Regions from separate parts of the Homo sapiens genome. Here region 1 is linked to region 2. Evidence: chromatin contacts called from ENCODE Hi-C or POLR2A ChIA-PET data. All regions are on one chromosome and are shown on one strand. Each heading gives the region's core, a stretch centred on a gene start or an enhancer-like site at or near the end of the contact. The rest is flanking DNA. Distances are from core to core; before and after follow the strand shown. Region 1 holds the start of SMIM36 (small integral membrane protein 36). Region 2 overlaps SMIM36 (small integral membrane protein 36).

Region 1 (3,603 bases), core at 753-3,252, 45 kb before region 2:
GACTTTTCCTGTAGATCTGCCTTCAGGAAGAAAAAGCTATGTCCTTGCAAGCACAAAATTAATTCTCTGAATCTGTCGGACTTAAAACCTTGGACAGTGTTGAATTCTGTGTTGAATGCCCCCTGGAATAGCTCTTCACAGATCACCAAAGCCCTGGTGACCGCATATTGGCCCATTTTCTTCACGTCCTTTTTTTCTACTTTTATAGCCATGATTCTCCATCCTGGTTGCAGATCAAAATTATCCATGAAGATTTTTATTAATACAGATCCCCAGACTCTAGTCCCAAAGATTCTAACTCAGTAGATCTAGGGTTGATCCAGGTATCTGTATTCAAAAGAGACCCAATAGATTCCAATAAGGCTGACCCTAAATCTATGGTGTTTCAGAATCATGCATCTTCTGGATTATAATTCCATAAGTTAGTCCAGGACCATAGAATCATGGACGATATTATTTGGAAAAACGTCTCCAGATGCATAAGAACCCCATACTACAACATCTTCAAATGCTCAGGTTCCCATGGAAGCTCAGTATAAAGGAGGCTGACAGGAAGACACTAGCCCATTGAAGCTTAACACTAAGAAACCAGCAGACCTTTGGGAACTTCAGCTTTTAACTAGGAGTATCCAAAAAGTCCTATTAGCTATTGGAGAAAAGGCTACTGATGCCCTAGCTGGCCAAAAATACATATATGAGACCAAGACCAGATACGTAATTTGTGGGTCCCAGTGCAAAGTTGAAAAGTTAAGAATTTCAAGATGGCAACAGCAGAGCATTAAACCAAGTGTGAGCTCTTTCTGAGAATGGAACGTTGTGCAGCTGCACAGGGCACATGCCCATGAAGTAGCCTATGCGGGACTATTGGGACCAGGCTACAACTGAGGCAGGACAGTGATTTGTACATCAAGGAATAACTGTAATCCGATCAGTATCTGATCTTCCTCTCAATTTGCTTGTTTTTCTGCATCCTTGAGGCAGCCTTTGGGAATCTCTTTAAAATGCAAATTCAGTAGTGTCACTCCCCTGTGCAAAAGCATTCAATGGCATCCCATTGCTCTAGGATCATATCTAAAGTCCTGAGTATGGCCCACAAGTGCCTGTGCCTTCTGGCCCCTGTCTACCTCTCCCACCTTGTGCTCCCATTCTCTTTATGCTCCAGTCACACTGCCCTTGTTTCAGTGCTTGCAATTTTCCAGGCTCCTTTCTCTTCGGGTCTTCACATATGCAGTTCTTTGTGGCTAGAAGAATCTTCCCTGTCTCTTCTCACTTAGCTAAATTCTACTTATCCTTCAGGTCATAGGTTAAATGTTGCTTCTGCATGGAAGCTTTTTTGACCCACACTGGGACACGCTGTCCTCTTACCCTCTATTTGTCCCTTATAAACTGATTTCCACTGTTCTTAAATGGCGAATTGTGCAATTATCTGTTTAAAGGCTATCTTTCCTGCTAGACTACCTGCTTCTCTGTCTTATCACTGCCATATCCCCTTTGCTTAGTGTAGTGTCTGAAACACAGGAAGTAAGTACTCAAAAAGTAGTTTTGAATTAACTAATGAGAAACATGGCAACAAATGAAGAAAGGGTGAAAATATCAGGCACTAGTATCTTCTTCTTGTTGAAGAATCACATTTACTTCCAAAGCCTACTGACCTAATCTTCCAAATCACTCCATACATGGCACTAAACATCCCTTATACAAAGACAGCACAATTGTCCAGGACAATCCAATTTTTAGCTGTCATCATGGAGTGCTTATTAACAACACTTACTTTTGCTCACCAAACTGCCTGTGTGGATGCTGAATTATGTGAATGCTCTACTTATATACCATGATCCAGTAACTCATGAGCCATCTCTCTCTCTCTCTTTCTCTCTCTGTGTAGGCGAACTGATGACAGACAGCTTCTGTGTTTTGGTGGCTGTGGTATTAACAGCAAGCTTAAGTTATTAAACCGAGCAGCTTTAATCCTCGAGGTCTCCTGGAGCAGTAGGGATTAATGTATTTTTACTCCAGAGCCAATGTAGCTATTCCGATGCTCTAAGATCTGCTCTCTGCAATGCCCAAACTGACCCCAATTGCCTTTCTCTAGACCCACTTCTCCACCGTGGGAGAAGTGATGGAATTCTACTTGGAGATCGACCCTGTTACCTTGAACCTGATCATCCTAGTTGCGAGCTACGTCATCTTGCTCCTGGTCTTCCTCATCTCCTGCGTGCTATACGACTGCCGAGGCAAGGATCCCAGTAAGGAGTACGCGCCCGAGGCCACTCTCGAGGCCCAGCCCTCCATCCGGTTGGTGGTGATGCACCCAAGTGTCGCTGGGCCCCACTGGCCAAAGGGGCCTGGCCTTTCTTTGGGGGATCCTGCTCCACTAGGAAAGAAAAGCACCATGGTATGAGGCTGGCTAAGGGACACTGGGGAGAGACCACTAGACTTTCCATAGAGACAAACTGCTCCCTATCGTGGCTCCAATTCTCTCAGCACATGTATCCCGCTTGATGAAGGAAGTGAGAGCTCTGTCTTACTTGCTGTTTTCTCGTCACCTTCTTTGTGACAAAAGTAACTGTTTAAGGTAAGAAGCCCAAAGTGGTCTTTAGTCAAATTCTCCAAATGCAAACTGTCAGCAATGCTGTAGTATAATGAAGTTGGTTACTGGTACATTTCTGATGTTGCTGTCCTTGCAACTCACAGGAGAGAATGACTTTTGAGAAAGGATGCAATATTGTGTGTGTGTGTGTGTGCACGTGCACGTGCGTGTGTGTGATAAGGAATGAGACTAACTCCAGTCTAGTCTATTCTTTGCAAATTCTTTCTTTCCAAGGCAACCAGTTTTTTGTTGTTATTTTTCTTTTCTTTAAGAGACAGAGTCTTGCTCTGTTGCCCATGCTTAAGTGCAGCAGCGTGATCATAGCTCACTGCAGCCTTGAACTGGGCTCAAGCAACCTTCCCACTTCAGCCTCCCATGTAGCTAGGACTCTAAGGTCATGACACCACGCCTGTCTTTTTTTTGTAGAGATGGGGTTTCACTATGTTGCCCAGGCTGGTATTGAACTCCTGGCCTCAAGCAATCCTCCTGCCTCAGTCTCACAAAATGCTGGGATTATAGATGTGAGCTGCTGCACCCAGTCAAGGCAACCCCATTGAACTTGTTCAGACTTCAGAACATTATTATTTCTGTACCTACCAGCTCTTCACGTTCTATTCCCAACTCCAAGACAGAATAAGGAATGCATACAACTAAAACAACAAAGCTTGGAGCCTGGGTTCAAATCCTGCCTCTTCTACTTGCTAGCTGTGTGGCCATGGTTAAGTTGAGCCACCTCTGTGTCTCAGGGATAGTGATTGGACCACTAAGCTTTTGGGGCTATTTAAATGAGTTAATTCACCAAAAGCACTTGAGACAGTTCTTGACACACAGGGTTAGCTATGATGATGATCACTGATAATATTTCCTTCCATATGCCTCATAAAAAATTTAATCTCCAATCCTCAAATCCGGCCTGATCCAATACAAAGTTATTGAAAACTCATTGAAAGAATTCTGAGACCCCACAGCTTGGTGTATCTGTCCCCAGAACACTGCCTGCTCTCCCTTCACTC
Region 2 (3,522 bases), core at 41-2,540:
ATCACCTGGGTGCAGGTGGACTGAGTCCAAAAAAGGAGTCAGCAAAGGGAGATAGGAGTGGGACAGTTTTGTAGGATTTGGGTAGGTAGTGAAAAATTACAGTCAAAGGGGCTTTTTCTCTTGTGGGCAGGGGCGGGGGTCACAAGGTGCTCAGTGGGGAGCTCCCGAGACTCACTGTCCAGGAGAAGGAGTGTCACAAGGTCAATTGATCAGTTAGGGTGGGGCGGGAACAAATCACAACAGTGGAATGTCATCAGTTAAGGCAGGAACTGCCTATTTTCACTTCTTTTGTGGTTCTTCAGTTGCAGGTCACAGGGGATATGATGGCTTAGCTTGGGCTCAGAGGCCTGACATGGCCCAGCAGGAAAGCCAGGTTGCAGCAGAGACAATCGCAAACTCAACCTGCATTTATCAAACTAAAAATATGGTTGGCCGAGTGCGGTGGCTCACGCCTGCAATCCCTGCACTTTGGGAGGCCGTGGCAGGCGGATCACGAGGTCAGGAGATCGAGACCATCCTGGCTAACACAGTGAAACCCCGTCTCTACTAAAAATACAAAAAATTAGCTGGGCATGGTGGCCGGCGCCTGTAGTCCCAGCTACTTGGGAGGCTGAGGCAGGAGAATGGCATGAACCTTGGAGGCGGAGCTGGCAGGGAGCCGAGATCACGCCACTGCACTAGAGCCTGGGTGACAGAGCGAGACTCTGTCTCAAAAAAAAAAAAAATATGGTCAAAAGTGCTTCCTATATAAGGCTCCAACACGCTTTGAGGTTGGTGTCTCTGTTTTCATCCTATAGGTGATGGAACTGACTGGCCCCAATAGAAATTAGACTGACAGCTAATAAAAAGAAGCTTTTGAATCTATAGCTCTTAACAAGCCCCACTGCTCTTTCTGCCTGCTGTGGCTTACTGTCATGGGAAACCATCCTTAGGGACATTTCGTGGCCTCTGGATGTGGGCAGACATTATAACAAACACTGTGTAAGTATATTTGCCTCATCCTTTGTGTTTCTATTTGGAGCAAGTTTTGGTTTTATTGTTGTTGTTGTTGTTTTTTCTTTTTTCGGACTTAATTGGTGAGTGTAACGAATTGCAGTTCCTCTGTATGTTGTCTCAGAACACTCAACTGCATCTCCCTGATGGCCTCATTTCCCCCTTCTGTTACTATGCATTCCACTGCAGCAGAGCTAGTAATTGCAACTAATTAACTTAAGAATAGCCTTGAGATAAAAACAAAAGCACTTACACGGAGCAAGTCAGCAGGTTGGACTTACGCAAAAGAACTTGCTGCTTAAGAGGAAACTGAACTTTGGCTTCCAGCCCTTGGCACCTCCGATACCACCAAGTCCATGAACTGTGGCTTTTCTGTTGAGCAGACCCGGGGTGCTTCCTATACAGCTGAGAGAATCACTTCAATGAAAGCTCCTCCTCCTGCCCACTCTCTCGGCCTGGAAAGGAACAGGAACGTTGTGGATCATCACCACTCAGGGTGCGATGAAGAGGAGCTCCGAAATGAAGAAAATGGAAGATGACAACTCAAGCTACAGGTTCTGTGCTTGAGAACTCCAAGAGGAAAGGAATATGATGTCTGGACTTGTCCTTATTCATCATTTAGCTCAACTTTTCAGAATGTGATTATTTGTAACTTCTTTTGTCCTACATTTATCATGGACCCCTGCTTGGTAACCTGCAAACTCCCACACGTAGCATCTAAATTTCTCCATACGCTGGCCCTAACTTCTCATTCAAACCAGACTCCAGCCGCTCCCAAACTTGAAGCCTCCCTTCTAACCAAATGACTCCAAAATATGTGTGGCACTTTCTTTTTTTTTTTTTTTTTTTTTTTTTGAGACGGAGTCTTGATCTTGTTGCCCAGGCTGGAGTACAGTAGTGCAATCTCAGCTCACTGCAACCTCTGCCTCCCAGGTTCAAGCGATTCTCCTACCTCAGCCTCCCTAGTAGCTGGGATTACAGGTGCCCGCCACCATGCCAGGCTAATTTTGCATTTTTAGTAGAGACAGGGTTTTACCATGTTGGTCAGGCTGGTCTTAAACTCCCAACCTCAGGTGATCCGCCCACCTCGGCCTCCCAAAGTGCTGAGATTACAAGCGTGGTGAGCCACCATGCCCTGCCAGCACTTTCTTATCTTCCTGTCTCCTGGCTCAAAGCACTTCCCTACTGGAATCCCATTATAACAAAATATAGGTGAAAGGGCACCCATCCTGCAGTCCAGTGGATCTAAATCACCTATGCAGAGACTGGCTTCATCAAAACCATCTAAGGACCTTATTAGAGACTCTGAGCTCTACTGCTAGATGGTTCTCCTGCACAGCCAAGTTTGGGAACCCCTAATAGCCCAAACTCACTTGGCCAGTGCAGAACTCTCCTCTATACCATTCTAAGACACAGAAACCAGTCTCTGCTTGAACATTCACTGTGGTCTGGAAATCACCACCTGATGAAAGAACTTAATTCCATTTTTAAACAAAGCTAATTGTCAAAAATTTATGCCATGTGTTGAGGCAATGTCATCTTCTCTGCATATCCCACTATTTGACCTAATTCTGTCATATGCATCTACCCAACATAAGCACAATAACTCCTCCAACAGCAATTGTTCAAATATCTAAAGATAGACATAATATCCCATACACACCACACCCCAACTCCTAAGTCTTCAAATCTTCTGGCTAAACCACTCTAATTCCTCCAAATGTAAATGATAATTGCTCATCATGATCATAGTCCTTGGCATAATCCATGAAATAGATACTATTATTATTTCCATTACATAGACAAGTAAACTGAGGCTGTGAGAAGTTAAATAACTTCCCCAAGGTGACATAGTAAGTGTCAGAACTTGGGTCTGAATAAGCCTGTCTGACTCCAAAATGATATTATTACACTTTACTGTGCTGTCCCTAATTTGTTCATTTTGTTTGAACAGTCTCCAATTTTAATATTGCTCATTCAATGTCGTACTCAGAATGGAGCAGATTGTTTATGAACTTGTCTGCCCAACACAGAGCACAGAGCTCTCTTGCTGCCCACTGTACACTTCTATTCATGTAGTCCGAGATGATCTTGGTATTTCCCGGCAGCTCCATCACACAGTCGACTGATATCAATTAAAATGCTTCAATTTATTTTCAGGTGAACTGCTATAAAGTCAGGTATTATTTCCATTTTATCAATTGCCTATGGTTTGCAAATCCAAGAACTATGGACTAAAGATACTGGAATGGATACAATGTTAAGACAAGGCACACCTGCTCTCAAAGGAGCGAATGAAAGAAAAGGGAAGGAAAAGATTGAGTGGAAAAGATTAGGGAACTGGTTCCCATCTTTATCAATAGCATTTGTGTAACTGTCAGGTGGAGAGAGCTTAGGGAGGCCCAATCCTTTTTCAACTCTGTGATAATTGTTACTTTGTGACTATGTAATCCCTATAACTAGAGCCTGAACAGAAGAACAGATCAGATGCTTAAAGCTACCATTCTATGTTTCTTATCCTGTGCCTTT

The links. Hi-C counts contacts between places; a loop is a spot of excess contacts on that map. ChIA-PET counts read pairs that join two places held with the same protein, here RNA polymerase II (POLR2A). Pooled maps may share reads with other maps.
Region 1: a loop to region 2 is called in a map of GM12878, with 2.0 times the contacts of the local background. The contact joins the promoter of SMIM36 here to the enhancer-like site in region 2. A Hi-C loop is called at or near these places in 3 of 168 maps with a recorded cell type or tissue (GM12878, PC-3 and endothelial cell of hepatic sinusoid), 3 of 37 single-sample maps with no recorded cell type and 8 of 50 pooled maps. POLR2A ChIA-PET finds 5 or more read pairs at or near these places in 1 of 52 experiments (AG04450).

What each region holds. Positions count from the first base shown.
Region 1 is chr17:55,509,851-55,513,453 of GRCh38, reverse strand. SMIM36 (small integral membrane protein 36) reads left to right here and starts at 2,002. Exons shown (of 5, transcript NM_001395421.2): 1 at 2,002-2,575. The coding sequence starts at 2,120. The coding sequence ends at 2,401.
Region 2 is chr17:55,464,604-55,468,125 of GRCh38, reverse strand. It overlaps SMIM36 (small integral membrane protein 36), which reads left to right. Exons shown (of 5, transcript NM_001395421.2): 4 at 798-981. Among named protein-coding and RNA genes, the nearest start is that of MMD, 45 kb to the right of the region's middle. Within about 2 kb of position 1,290, at least 2 of the 41 ENCODE cell types and tissues checked have a DNase peak (open chromatin) inside an H3K27ac peak, as active enhancers do.